Linked DNA regions of Homo sapiens: regions 2 and 3 are each linked to region 1. The links are chromatin contacts, found by Hi-C or POLR2A ChIA-PET in ENCODE. All regions are on one chromosome and are shown on one strand. Each heading gives the region's core, a stretch centred on a gene start or an enhancer-like site at or near the end of the contact. The rest is flanking DNA. Distances are from core to core; before and after follow the strand shown. Region 1 holds the start of SOX13 (SRY-box transcription factor 13). Region 2 holds the start of ATP2B4 (ATPase plasma membrane Ca2+ transporting 4). Region 3 holds the start of PIK3C2B (phosphatidylinositol-4-phosphate 3-kinase catalytic subunit type 2 beta).

What was found. A loop is a pair of places that touch in the nucleus more often than their neighbours do. ChIA-PET counts read pairs that join two places held with the same protein, here RNA polymerase II (POLR2A). Pooled maps may share reads with other maps.
Region 2: a loop to region 1 is called in a map of endothelial cell of umbilical vein, with 4 times the contacts of the local background. The contact joins the promoter of ATP2B4 here to the promoter of SOX13 in region 1. A Hi-C loop is called at or near these places in 1 of 168 maps with a recorded cell type or tissue (endothelial cell of umbilical vein) and 4 of 50 pooled maps.
Region 3: a map of PC-9 shows a loop between it and region 1 (4-fold over the local background). The contact joins the promoter of PIK3C2B here to the promoter of SOX13 in region 1. A Hi-C loop is called at or near these places in 1 of 168 maps with a recorded cell type or tissue (PC-9) and 1 of 50 pooled maps. POLR2A ChIA-PET finds 5 or more read pairs at or near these places in 2 of 52 experiments (MCF 10A and activated CD8-positive, alpha-beta memory T cell).

What each region holds. Positions count from the first base shown.
Region 1 is chr1:204,070,863-204,074,894 of GRCh38, forward strand. SOX13 (SRY-box transcription factor 13) reads left to right here and starts at 2,253. Exons shown (of 14, transcript NM_005686.3): 1 at 2,253-2,849. RefSeq lists an enhancer at 2,932-3,624.
Region 2 is chr1:203,624,919-203,628,950 of GRCh38, forward strand. ATP2B4 (ATPase plasma membrane Ca2+ transporting 4) reads left to right here and starts at 1,914. Exons shown (of 21, transcript NM_001684.5): 1 at 1,914-2,301. RefSeq lists enhancers at 908-1,782, 1,783-2,655.
Region 3 is chr1:204,492,440-204,496,471 of GRCh38, forward strand. PIK3C2B (phosphatidylinositol-4-phosphate 3-kinase catalytic subunit type 2 beta) reads right to left here and starts at 2,366. Exons shown (of 33, transcript NM_001377334.1): 1 at 1,917-2,366. It overlaps LOC124904584 (translation initiation factor IF-2), which reads left to right. Exons shown (of 2, transcript XM_047439554.1): 2 at 1,737-3,293. The coding sequence ends at 2,757. RefSeq lists silencers at 407-486, 2,046-2,515 and enhancers at 1,556-1,745, 1,816-1,945.

The DNA.
Region 1 (4,032 bases), core at 1,003-3,502:
CACCACGCCCGGCTAATTTTGTATTTTTAGTAGAGATGGGGTTTCTCCATGTTGGTCAGGCTGGTCCCAAACTCCCGACCTCAGGTGATCCTCCTGCCTCAGACTCCCAAAGTGCTGGGATTACAGGCGCGAGCCACCGCGCCCGGCAATTTGGGTAACCCTTTCATGATTTCTAGGATGGCTTCATCCATAGTTATCCAAACATCAAGCCTTTAATGTTGGCTTCTCCCACTCTCTTACACCCACCTGTTTTCTCCTTTCCATTCCCCCTACTCCCAGCTTAGCTCAGGCCTGCATCATTTTTACCCTGGCCACTGCCATTGTCTGGTCACTGGCCTCCTTCCTACCTCCAGCTAGATTGATGCCATCTGAGACCTTGCTTAGAATCCTTCAGTGGCTCCCCATTTCCTTCCATCAACAAGTATTGATCAATAAGTATTTATGAAGGGCCTGCTCTTTCCCAATCTCTGGCTAGGCACACTGGAGAGATACATCCCTGCCCTTGTGGAGCTTACAGTCCAGGGCGGAGACAGACAAATGAATGGTTACCATATTATTTACAAATGGGGTTTTTCCAGAGCCCACAGATGGGGCACCTGGCCCAGATATGGCCATCAAGAAAGGCTTCAGGGAAAGTTGATGTCTAGGCTGAGACCTAAAAGATGAATAAAAGGAGTTAGCCAGGCAAAGCAGTGGGCAAGGATGAGCCCTTAGAAGGCCTTCAGAGCCTTGCTGACCATCACCTTTGAACACATGCTGGCCACCCACACTGTGGGCATAGACTTATTAGTAGGTCCATGATTGTCACTCCTTTAATCTGCCCTACACCCACAGGTCCTTCCAAGACCCATTTCAGATGCCACCTCCCCCAAGAAGTTCCAGTCCCCATATCCCAGTGTCTTTGGTGGCCCTGTGCCCATTTGCCTGCCCTATCTTAGCCCTCTCCACTTCACTGCAATGGTATATTCACCCATTCCTTTACAAAATCAGAATCCAGAAAGGGCAGGACACCGTCTCATTTGTCTTCGTGTCCCCAGCACCCCGGTAAGCCAGGCATAGGTAGACTTTTTTTTTTTTTTTTTTTTGAGACAGAGTCTTACTCTGTCACCCAGGCTAGAGTGCAGTGGTGCGATCTCCACTCACTGCAACCTCTGCCTCCTGGGTTCAAGCAATTCTTCTGCCTCAGCCTCTTGAGTAGTTGGAATTACAGGCATGCACCACCACACCCGGCTAATTTTTGTATTTTTAGTAGAGAGGGGTTTTCACCATGTTGGCCAGGCTGGTCTCGAACTCCCAACCTCAGGTGATCTGCTGCCTTGGCCTCCCAAAGTGCTGGGATTACAGGCGTGAGCCACTGCGCCCGGTCATATGTAGACATTTGATAAATACGTTGAATGAAAGGAAACCAACTCTCCATTCTCCCCCACCCTCCCATATAATGGGACAGGAGAAAATAAGATTTATTTGAGAGGCTGCAAATGACAGGATTAGGGAGTGGTTGGAGATATCAGGAATCCGTCTAGCTACAGGTGAGATCAGGTTTTGTTTTTTTTGAGACGGAGTCTCGCCCTGTCGCCCAGGCAGGAGTGAGTGCAATGGCGCGATCTCGGCCCACTGCAACCTCCCACTCCCGGGTTCAAGCGATTCTCCTGCCTCAGCCTCCCGAGTAGGGGGTTACAGGCGCGCCACCACGCCCGGCTAATTTTTTGTATTTTTAGTAGAGACGGGGTTTCACCGTGTTAGCCAGGATTGTCTCCATCTCCTGACCTCGTGATCCGCCCCCGTCGGCCTCCCAAAGTGCTGGGATTACAGGCGTGAGCCACCGCGCCCGGCAGAGATCAGGTTCTTAAGGGAAGTCCGGAGAAATGGGGTTTTTAAAAAACCCGAGTCCAGGCTATCTGTTTGGAGGGGTTGGGAGGCTTGGAGCTGGACCAATAACTTCTTAGGTCTTGCTTTAAGGAGTGAAGATTCTCTGTAGCGACCCTCATACCTGGGCAGTGGGAGCGGGCAGAATCCTTCTTTCTTCTCTTCTCTACACCCCCTCACTCCACCCCCACCCTTCCCCGCCGCCCGTAAACCTTAGCTTTCCCCTTTCCAACAGAGGTTTCCAGCTGTTGATGCCTGGATGGACCCGGCTGCAGGGAGGAGGAGGAAACTCTCTGTCCCTCCCTTCTTCTGCAAGTCCCCACCCTCCCTCCCTCCTCCCCCTGCGCGCTCTCGGTCTCCCTCCCTCTTTCTCCTCTAGGCTGTCCAGTCGCCTCGCAGCAGCGAGCCGCGAGCGCCCTTCTCCAGTCCCGGCTTGGAACTGAACTGTGTGAGCACGGGTCCTGGAACCCGGGCCCAGAACCGGCGAGCCCAGGTCTGAGCCCAGAGCTCAGCGGTCAGCCTCGTAGGCCCTGACTCGGAATCGAGCCGAGGCGCTGAGGTTGGAGCCGGAGAGCGTGAGAGCCGAAGAGCAGGGAGGGCGGGCCGGCTGCGCGTCCGACGAGTCGCAGAGCAGGACCGCGGAAGGCAGGGAGACGGCCGCAAGCCCAGGGCAGAGGGCAGAGGGCAGAGAGCGGCCTGGCTCGGCGGAGAGGGCGCCGCCCGGCCGGAACCAAGCTCGCCGCCCGGGACGGCGGGCCCCGTGGGGCGCGGACCCAGGGTGGCCGTGGGTCCGCAGCGACTCCCCGGCCGACGGCGGGGGGCGTGCCCCCTCCCAGCCCAGCCTCCCCAACCCGGCCCGCCCGCCGCGTCGCGGGGGCATGTGAGCGGGAAGCCTAGGCTGCCAGCCGCGAGGACCGCACGGAGGAGGAGCAGGAGCGCGGAGCCGCGAGCCCCGAGCCCCGAGCCCGGCGCCTGGCTGAGTAGTAAGTGCACCCCTCCCCGCCATGATCGCGCCGTCGCGCCCATTTCCCCAGCTCTCTGAAGTTTGACACTTGCGCCCCTACGTTTCTGGGCACCCACCGGCTCTCTTCCCTGCGAGTTTCCACCCTGTGCAAAGTTTTTCGAGGAGAGACGGACCCTCACCTACCCCCAACAACGCTGGGCAGTGGCGGCTCCTCCCTGGCCGACTTGGGTCCTTGTGGAGAGGGATGGCAGCCTCTAAGGCAGTGCGTGGCTGTGTGTGTGTTTGTGTGTGTGTGTGTGTGTGTGTGTACGCGCGCGCGCGCGCGCGTTCACCACGCGGGTCGAGCTTAGGGTGCACCCCCAACCCGCTCCTCGCCGACCGCAGAGGACTAGGTCTTTCTCATCAGCCCGACTATGCGCCTAGTTTAAGGATTTCTCAGCGGGAAGCCGAAGCGACCTGCGCGCGTCCTGCGTGGGGCTCAGGTGCCTGCGACGAGGCGCAGAGCTCCTCCACCATGGTTGCGTGGGGTGCTGGGGGACAGACGCGCTCCCCTTGCCACGGTTTCAGGGTCGTTCCCCAGCGGACCAGACCAGCGCGGCATCCTGTTTGTTTTCTGCTCCGGCTGCTCCTGTCCCACCCCCACCCCCACCGCAGGCTGCTTCTTGCTACCCCCACCTCCCGCCCTGGGATATCGTAGGTGAGCCTTTTCATCCCGATTCCGCTGCAAACGCTGATCGCGCCTAGGGGTAGGGAGATGCGGAGCGGGTAGTCGTTCAGTTCCCAGCGGCTCGCCATTGTTTTCCCACCCCGCGCGTTCCGTACGTAAACACACACGCACACACAAGGTTGTGTGTGTGCGCCGGCTCTGGCTGCTTCCCGTCCCCAGGCGCGCAGGGATCGCCCGCGGGATTCGCTCAGCTGCCCGCATGGGTCTTCAGGCTGGAGGCGCTCCAGGACTTAACTGGAGCTGGAGAGGACAAGAGACGTGGGGGTTGCCGGACAGTACCGGGCGGGGCGGTGAGCCGGGCCTGGGCGGGAAGTGAATTTTGAACTTCAGCCCTGGACCTTTCCGGGAGGACCCCGAGCGCTGGAGCGGCGGCTCCCGCCCTGGAGGGCCCGCGGCAGCTGCAAAGACTCCGCTGGCGCTCTTGGCAGCCGCCTCGGTGACAGAGGCTTGGAGGAAGCCGAAGAGTTTTCCTGGG
Region 2 (4,032 bases), core at 664-3,163, 450 kb before region 1:
AGCCACTGTGCCTAGCCAGGGCTTATTTTGGATTTTGTTTTCAGATGACAGCAGGCAATCTCCAGCCTCACATTGATGAACTCTGAGTTCTGAGCCCAGCCCAACCAGTCTAAAAACATTACTGGCCGGGTGCGGGGGCTCACGCCTGTAATCCCAGCACTTTGGGAGGCCGAGGCGGGCAGATCATGAGGTCAGGAGATCGAGACCATTCTGGCTAACATGGTGAAACCCCGTCTCTACTAAAAATACAAAAACAAAATTAGCCGGGCGTGGTGGCAGGGGCCTGTAGTCCCAGCTACTCGGGAGGCTGAGGCAGGAGAATGGCGTGAACCCCGGAGGCGGAGCTTGCAGTGAGCCGAGATCACGCCACTGCACTCCAGCCTGGGCAACAGAGCAAGACTCCGTCTCAAAAAAAAAAAAAAAAACCATAAAGAAAAAAGAAATAGCAGGGTAAGAAAATGAAGAGGAAAAAGAGGACCCAAATGAGAGAACATTGGGAAGGGTGCTAGTTGGACACGGGGGAAACTGGACCCCGTTTCACAACCCTGTTTCTCCATGCACATGTGGCTCTGCTTCTTGGGGGCAGAGATGACAGCAAAGAAGGACAGGGGGTGGTGTGAGCTGTTGGGTTAGAATGATAGGATCAAAGAGGCCTTTTCCCAACCCTCTGTTTAAAAGGTTGGGAAGTAGTGGCCAGTCACCTTCTTCACAGCATAGCTCATAGCTATAACCTGTGAGACATATGTCAATGTGCCTTCCATAAGCATATAAACATGAGTGTGTTTGCTGAGGTAGGTGTGGGAATCTGTCAGTCAATGAAGATATGTTGTGTGAACCAGCTGATGGTGCATGTTTGTGCTTGAAAGCCATAAAGTTCTATGCAAAATCTATGGGTGGCACTGTTGCACAATGCTAGTGGGTGTGTGGGTATGGGGGTGTGATTAACTGTTTACAGGCTGTGTATAAGTGTGCATGGATGTCTGAGTGTGTGCAAATTAAAACGGAAATATGTGCCGGAGTATGATACAAAGTACAGGAAAGTACTCGGGCTTTGGAGTCTGTCTGACTTGGTCTTGAATCGTTGGCTCTGTCATTAGCCGGATGTATAACCTTGGGCCAGACACTCAATCTTCAATTCCCTCAACTAGGAAATGAGGTTAATAATAAGTACCTTTCAAGATTAAATGAGGACTAGAAACGATACCATATAGACAAAGCTTTTGGTGTCATAGCCCACGCATAGCAGGACTCAAAAGTAAGCAGCTATTTTCATGCACTGTCAGTATACCTCTGGTGGGTACAGGGACAAGAGGGAACAAAATGTGACCTGTATATAAGGTGTAGGGGAGGACGGGTGTGTGTGTGTGTGTGTGTGTGTGTGTGTGTGTGTGTGTGTGTGTGTTTACAAAACAATTTATTCTCCTTCTCCAAGGAACCCCCTATTCAGACAGGAGCAGGAAGGTAGGAGGGGACATACAAGTGTCCACAGACACCTCGGGTTTCTGGGTCCTGGATCTAAGTGAGTAAGGGGTTGAGAGGCCCGTAGGAGCTGCAGGAAGCCAGCCGCCTGCCCAAGCTTCCTTTTTTTTCCCCTCCGCCCAGCAACCGTTGAATACCGCCACCCACATCCACTCCCCACCTCCACCCTCACCCCTCCTCCACCCCTACTCAGCTTTCTATTCAACAAGTGAGAGCAAGGGCGGGGAAGAAAGCCGACAGGGGAGAGGATTGCTTCCCTTTCTTTTCCCATTCCCCCTTAAGACGAACCAGGAAGTAACCGCAAGAATCGGGCCACCTTAACAGTAGAGTAATGGTTTGGCCTCGCGCCAAGTCCCACCTCTGTTCCAGCTCCTGCTCCTCCCCTCTCTCTTCCCGCACTGCTTGGGGAGAGCTGGTGAGCAAGAGTCTGGCCCGAGTTAGCTAGAGCTGTTGCCATGACAAGCATTTTCTTAAGAAAGCTCTGCTGTTGAGATCGTCCAAAGCTGGGGGCTGGGAGGGGGGGCACGAACTTCGTGGGGCACCATCCCTCCGAAGAGAGCAAGATCAGAGACACCCGCCCAGCTCTCCTGCACCCTTTTTCTTTCAGGAACCTGAGAGGTCCTTCCCATTGGAGGGGCAGGGGGAGGAGACCCAGCCCACTCCCCGGCCTTAGCCAGAAAGGCAAGAGAGCAAAGCCAGCGTCTCTAGCTTGGTTGCCACACTGGGGAGACTGGTGGGTGGTCACCCCACCCTACCCTCATCCATGGAAACCCGGAGGGAGAGTCCCGCCTGAAGAAACCTGGATCTTTGCTAGAAAGAGAGGTAGGCTTGCAGAGAATGAATTGACTTGTGATTTGCAAACTTTGTTTCTTTCTTTTCTCTCAATGGCTTCTAAAACTCCCCGATTTTCCTCTTTCTAGAATATTTCATGCGACTGGGTTTGGAGGATTTTTTTTAAAATATGTGTGTGTGCACAGATTTGTCAAATACTGTTTTACCTATTATCAGTTCTGAGAAACCATATAGTCGAACAAGTGATTTATCTCTCTTTTCCTAGTTCTTGTCATTCCTGGGCTATGGGGTAGGGTAATGGAGGGTTCTCTTTTTGACACCAAAATTGAGCTCTTGGAAAAAATATTTATCTCCCCTCCCTCAACCCATTCCGTTCCTGCCCTCCCCTTCCCCCCTTGGCTTGGGAATGAGACGCAGGATGGAAAACTGTTGCAAAAATATTTTCCGTGTCTGTTCCCTTTCTCGAAAGCCCAAAAGAGAGATGGAAAAAAAAAAAAAAAAGGAACCAAAGAAATCTTCAGCAGAAAGAGGGGCTGCAGCGGGAACTAGGAGAGGGGCACTTTGGGGCCATGGGGTGGAGGTGGGCTGGGAGAAGTTGGCAGGAGTGGGGAAGGAGAGTGCACGAATTAAATTTCTTTAGCTTTGCAGAGAAACCTCAGCAGTTTCTCTGTGCTGCTTGCAAAACATCCTCAGACTTTCACATGTATAATTAGCTGTGGAAAAAGCTGGGAGTTACCTCGTACCGCTGTTGTTTGAGTGTGTGTGAGCGTCCAGAACCAACTGTATGAGTGTCTCCGAGGGCACCGCCCCACACATCTCTGGTCCCAAAGGGGAGGAAGGAGAAGGGTGAATTGAAAAGTTTCCGATGTCGAGGCTGGACACTGTGGGGCTGGTGAGTGTTTGGCAGATGGGGTGGGCCACAGGCATCTGTGGAAGGATCCCTGAGCGTCTCGGGCCACTGCCTTGGCTTGCTGAAGAGCTAGGAATTAAGACTGGGATTGTCCTTCCTGCTCTCCCTTCTCTCTTTCTTTTACATACTTGGCTCGCTCTTGGTAGAGGGGGCTGCTGGCATCCTTCCCCGAGTCGAGTCTGGCCTCTTACACTCCTCCACCTCCCTGAGGGTACCCGCCGCTCTTCTCCAACTGGGTGTGGAGGGTGCAGGAGTGGCCAGCCGCATCTTGGGAGGGGAGTGGGCACTCTGCTGCCAGAGGCACGTCCCTCCTGGGCATTCCTGCCGGACTTAACAATAACTTGCAGACGTGATGCCGGCGCCTGCTGGCCGGGCAGGGGGAATGTCAGATGAAGAAATAGGCCGGTACTCAACTGAGGCCCCTGTGGAGAGGGGAAAGGAGTGGGGGAGGGAAGGGAAACAAAATCCCATTCTGCAGCGCCCCCCTCCTCTGTGTGAGGAGTCTGGCAGGGAGTCTAGAGACCCTGGCCCTGCTCCTTAAGCCCCTCCCCAAGCTGCCCCTTCTCCACGCGCTTCCCATTGGAGGCCCTACTACGCCCCCTCCACTCTGAGCCCTCTACCTGGAGGAAGGAGACCAGGCTCATTCCAGGCTGGGCCAGGCCCAGGAAAGCAGCCTGGGAGTGACGAGGGGCTGGGCCAGGAGTGTTTAGGAAGAAGGGGAGTGGAAGAGGCCTCCTAGCCCATGTGCTGAGTTACCCTCCTTGGCTGAGGGTGGTGGCTTGGGGAGCAGACTCTGGGAGGGGCAGGAAGGATGGTGGCAGCTTGGTAAGGCGTGTTCTGGAAGGTGGGCC
Region 3 (4,032 bases), core at 1,116-3,615, 420 kb after region 1:
GCCCCTAAAAGGAACAGAGACCTCATTTTTCTACCCACTGGTCCAGGCCAGGGCCATCCCAGCTGAAGCACCACAGACATGATATAGATGCAAAGCACCAGGCACAGGAGGAGTGGGGACACCACCAAGCGGGGACCAAAGGCCCACGAGGGTATAGAGTATCTGCCAGAGCATACTAGGTCATGACAAAGACCAAAGGCATTCCAGACCACCAAGGAAGTCCAAAGGAGCTCCCCCAGAAACAGCCCAAGTCCCCAGATAAACTGACCCTTCCTCACCCAGCACACCCCCTTGGCCCTTTCTCACTCATGCTTCCAGTGGAGAAGGAAATAGACAAGCAGCCGGGTCTGAGAGCTTGATCAGATTCAGCCATACACACTCAGCAGTAAGCTCAGAGCCATGGCAATCAAACCTCAGGCTCACCCAAAGGCCAAAGGAGAAGCAGCCACAGCCTGGGTCTAGGGCTCCAGCTCAGAGCCACCATCTCTTCAGATGCTGGCTGCCAAGCAGAGCTATAAAATGTGCCTCGACTTAATTTTTCCATGGACACAACCTCAAGATGGGCCAGCCAGACTCTGGAGGAGCTGGGATTCCAAAGTCTCACTGCCTGTCTGCTCTGGGATCGGCAGCTGGAGTTGGGGAGAGGGAAGTATTTGGGGGTCGGCATTGCCACCTCCTGGGCCATTTCTCTTCCTAATATCTTCCCAAAGCCTGATGCAGCAACAGAGTAAGTTTTCATTCAGCACTGATTCAGGGTTGGAATTTAGTACAAATTGCTTACATCTGCCTGGCCATATCCCAAATAGGTAGTTTAGAGCAAGGAGGAGGGGCAGCATTGGCCCACTTCTTGGAGCCCGGGTAGCCGCCTGCTAAAGAATCTGGTGCCATGCTGGGACCAGCCAGCCCAGGGTACAAAACTCTCCAACAGAGTTGAGAAAAAACAGCCCAAGAGAGCTGCCAGAGACAATACAGCGATTCCATCCCAGGCATGATTGGAAGGGCTGGGGCAGGGAAGCTACGAAGACCCCAGAAGCGGGTGGAGAGGAGAAAAGGCAGGCCTGAAGGAGCAAGAGCAATGGCAGAAAACACACACACACACACACACACACACACACTTCAACATCAGCCAACTAGGGTGTGTGCACTAACCTCATACATTTGGTAACCTCTTCCCACAATCCAGAAGCCTGCCAAGCCCCTGGGCTCCCCACCCTACTCCACCCCACACCAGCTTGGCAGCCTTGCTTGTGCTTCCTGCTGCGATTGCTCCTCCAACATCAAAGTCACCGCTGTCGGGAGCTGAAAATGAGGGACAAGTATAGGCCAGGAGAGCAGCGCCTTCTCCCAGCACCGGCGAACTCAGGCCTGAGGGTCCCTCTCCCTCTTTCAAGCTTTCAGTCTCCTTTTGCTGCAGTATCCTTATAAGGGAGAATCCAATTCTACCCTCCGCCCGACTAAGAAACGTACACATTCCCCAGGCTAGATGCCGACTTCTCACCCAGTCCACAGAAGGCACTAACCCCATCACAGGACAGGTTTTGCTTTTTTTATTTCTTATCTTAAATAAACAAACCCCAAAGCCATTGACTGGTTCAGATCGCCCTGCAGCTGGGAGCCAGGAAGTGTGTTTAGCGAGAAGGGGGTGGGGACGCGGGTGCCTGGAGCCCCAGAGGCCCTGAAGCTGCTGGAGTGGAGTGGAGTGGGGTGAGGGGCAACCTGCTCTGCCCGGCGGGCAGGAGCTCAGGCTCCCACGGCGTCCGCCGCTCAGCCCGCCGCCAGGAACCCTCGGCTGCTTCCATTGTTGCACCTCCGCTGTTGCCATGTTGGAGGGAGAGCCCCCTGACCTCGGCTGCCTCCACTCTGGGGGCACTTTACAGACGCTGGGGCCGATGCAACCCGCAGGATGCGTGTCCTACCTGCGCTAGCTGCTGGCTCTGCTGCAACATCCGACGTGTCTTGTGCCTGGCGACGTGGGCTGCTCGCTCCGCGCCTCCCGGGCTCGCTCTGCGGCTCCAGGCGCCTCTTGCACCAGCGCGAGAGGAGCTGGCCGGCCGCACGCCGCCTGCTCCCGGGCCGCTCCCCTCTCCAGGCTCCGCACAGACCCTAGGCTCCAAGGGGCAGAGGGAGAGGCAGCAAAGGGCGCAAGGACCAGCTTGTGGGGGTGGGGAGGGGTGCTCTCCGCCGAGAGCGTGCGCGAGCTCGCAGAGTCAGGCCACCCCGGGTGAGACAATAGCGGCAGCAGCGGGCGAGAGAGGGGAAGCCATCTCCCGGACACCCGGCGCACTGCACGGCGACGCGACGCTCGGCCAGACCCTGCCTGGACAGGCAGGCACCCGGCCGCCGGCTCCAGCCGCAGCGCCGAATCCGCCGCGAGCCGGAGGGCGGGGCGGCTGCTGGAACCCGGGCCGCCCTTCGCCTCTCCCCTCCCCTTCCCCCTCCTCTTCTCTTCTCCTCTCCTCCTCTCCCCTCCGACTCCCGCCCCACTTGCCATTGCGTGGGGGAAGAGAAACGCGCTGGCGTCAAGTTGTGCTCTGCAACCCAAGAGCCAGGATTTCCACTCCCCACTTGGGTGAGGGTTTTTGCGGATGGTCGTTAGTTTCCCCTGCTGGAACCCCTTGGCTTTGGGTCAGAGGAAAGCTCAATCATTCTGCTAGAAATGACGGTGCTGAGGTCCAGTTATCCGTTTCAGGAATTTCTACCATAATTACGGTAGCGATGTTCGGGGGATCCCCTACCTTGAGGGTTAGGTTGGGGTAGAGAGAGGCTGTCTCCGGGCTTTACACGCTCAGTGTCATTCGTCTTTCTGTCTCCTTCCTTCCTCCCTTTCTGGAAGGGGAGTCTCGTTTGTTTTTGTATTCGCCCAGGTGGATCTTCCGAGCTGCGATCCAGGAAACAGCAGTCAACCTAAGTAGGGAGGGGAGATAGAGGATCCTCCAACCCAACTAGGGTAGTGAGAAAAAAAAGTAAAAAAAAAAAACCTTTCATACAATATGTTATATTTAAATTTTCTACTCTAAATACCTTTCTTCCAGCAGTGGTCTCTGGAAGAATTTTCCTAAAGGCTCCACCCAAAAGAAACCATGAGTTGGCCAGCTCCTCGTTTGCATTTGGTTTGCATAGTACCAACGATCACTAATCTCAAAGTATATTTTCCTAAAAACGTGAATCGTGTTTTCCTCCACTGCCCTCATTTCTTCTTTCTTTCTCGACAGACTATGAAGATTAACACCTGGTCCTCAGCCTCTCAAGTAAAACCATGATTAAATAAATTTGTTATGCTTTTCTCTGGTTAACTTGTCTTTTGTTATAGAAGTGTCGGCTGTGACTCTTATGATGGGGAGGAAAGGGATCACTCCCCTTTCTGATCCTACAGTGCCTTCTGTACCCAATGCTTGTGACTTTCAGTATTCCACTTCACCCTCTGAATATCAAGAATAGCGTCCTCACCTATCACGCTTTCGTAATGATCAAAGGAGAGAATGTAGGTGAAACATCTTGATAATTAACTGAAGGCAGCTTGGTCTGCACATATGTCATAATGTATATGATGCTACTCCTGATCTCAGGAGCCACAGGGGTTAAAAAACGTGTCCGTGCACTTCTTCACCATACAAATATTTATGACAGCTTACTCTGTGTCTGTCATCAGGTCAAGCTCAGGAGCCTGAGAGAACAGAGTGTTACAGGGGCCACTGGTGGTTCTTTTTTTTTTTTTTTTTTTTGAGACGGAGTCTTGCTCTGTCGCCCAGGCTGGAGTGCAGTGGCGTGATCTCGGCTCGCTGCAAGCTCTGCCTCCCGGGTTCACGCCATTCTTCTGGCCCAGCCTCCGGAGTAGCTGGGACTACAGGCGCCCGCCACTATGCCCAGCTAATTTTTTCTTTTTTTTTTTTTTTTTTTTTGTATTTTTAGTAGAGACAGGGTTTCACCGTGTTAGCCAGGATGGTCTCGATCTCCTGACCTTGTGTTCCACCCACCTCGGCCTCCCAAAGTGCTGGGATTACAGGCGTGAGCCACCGCGCCCGGCGACCACTG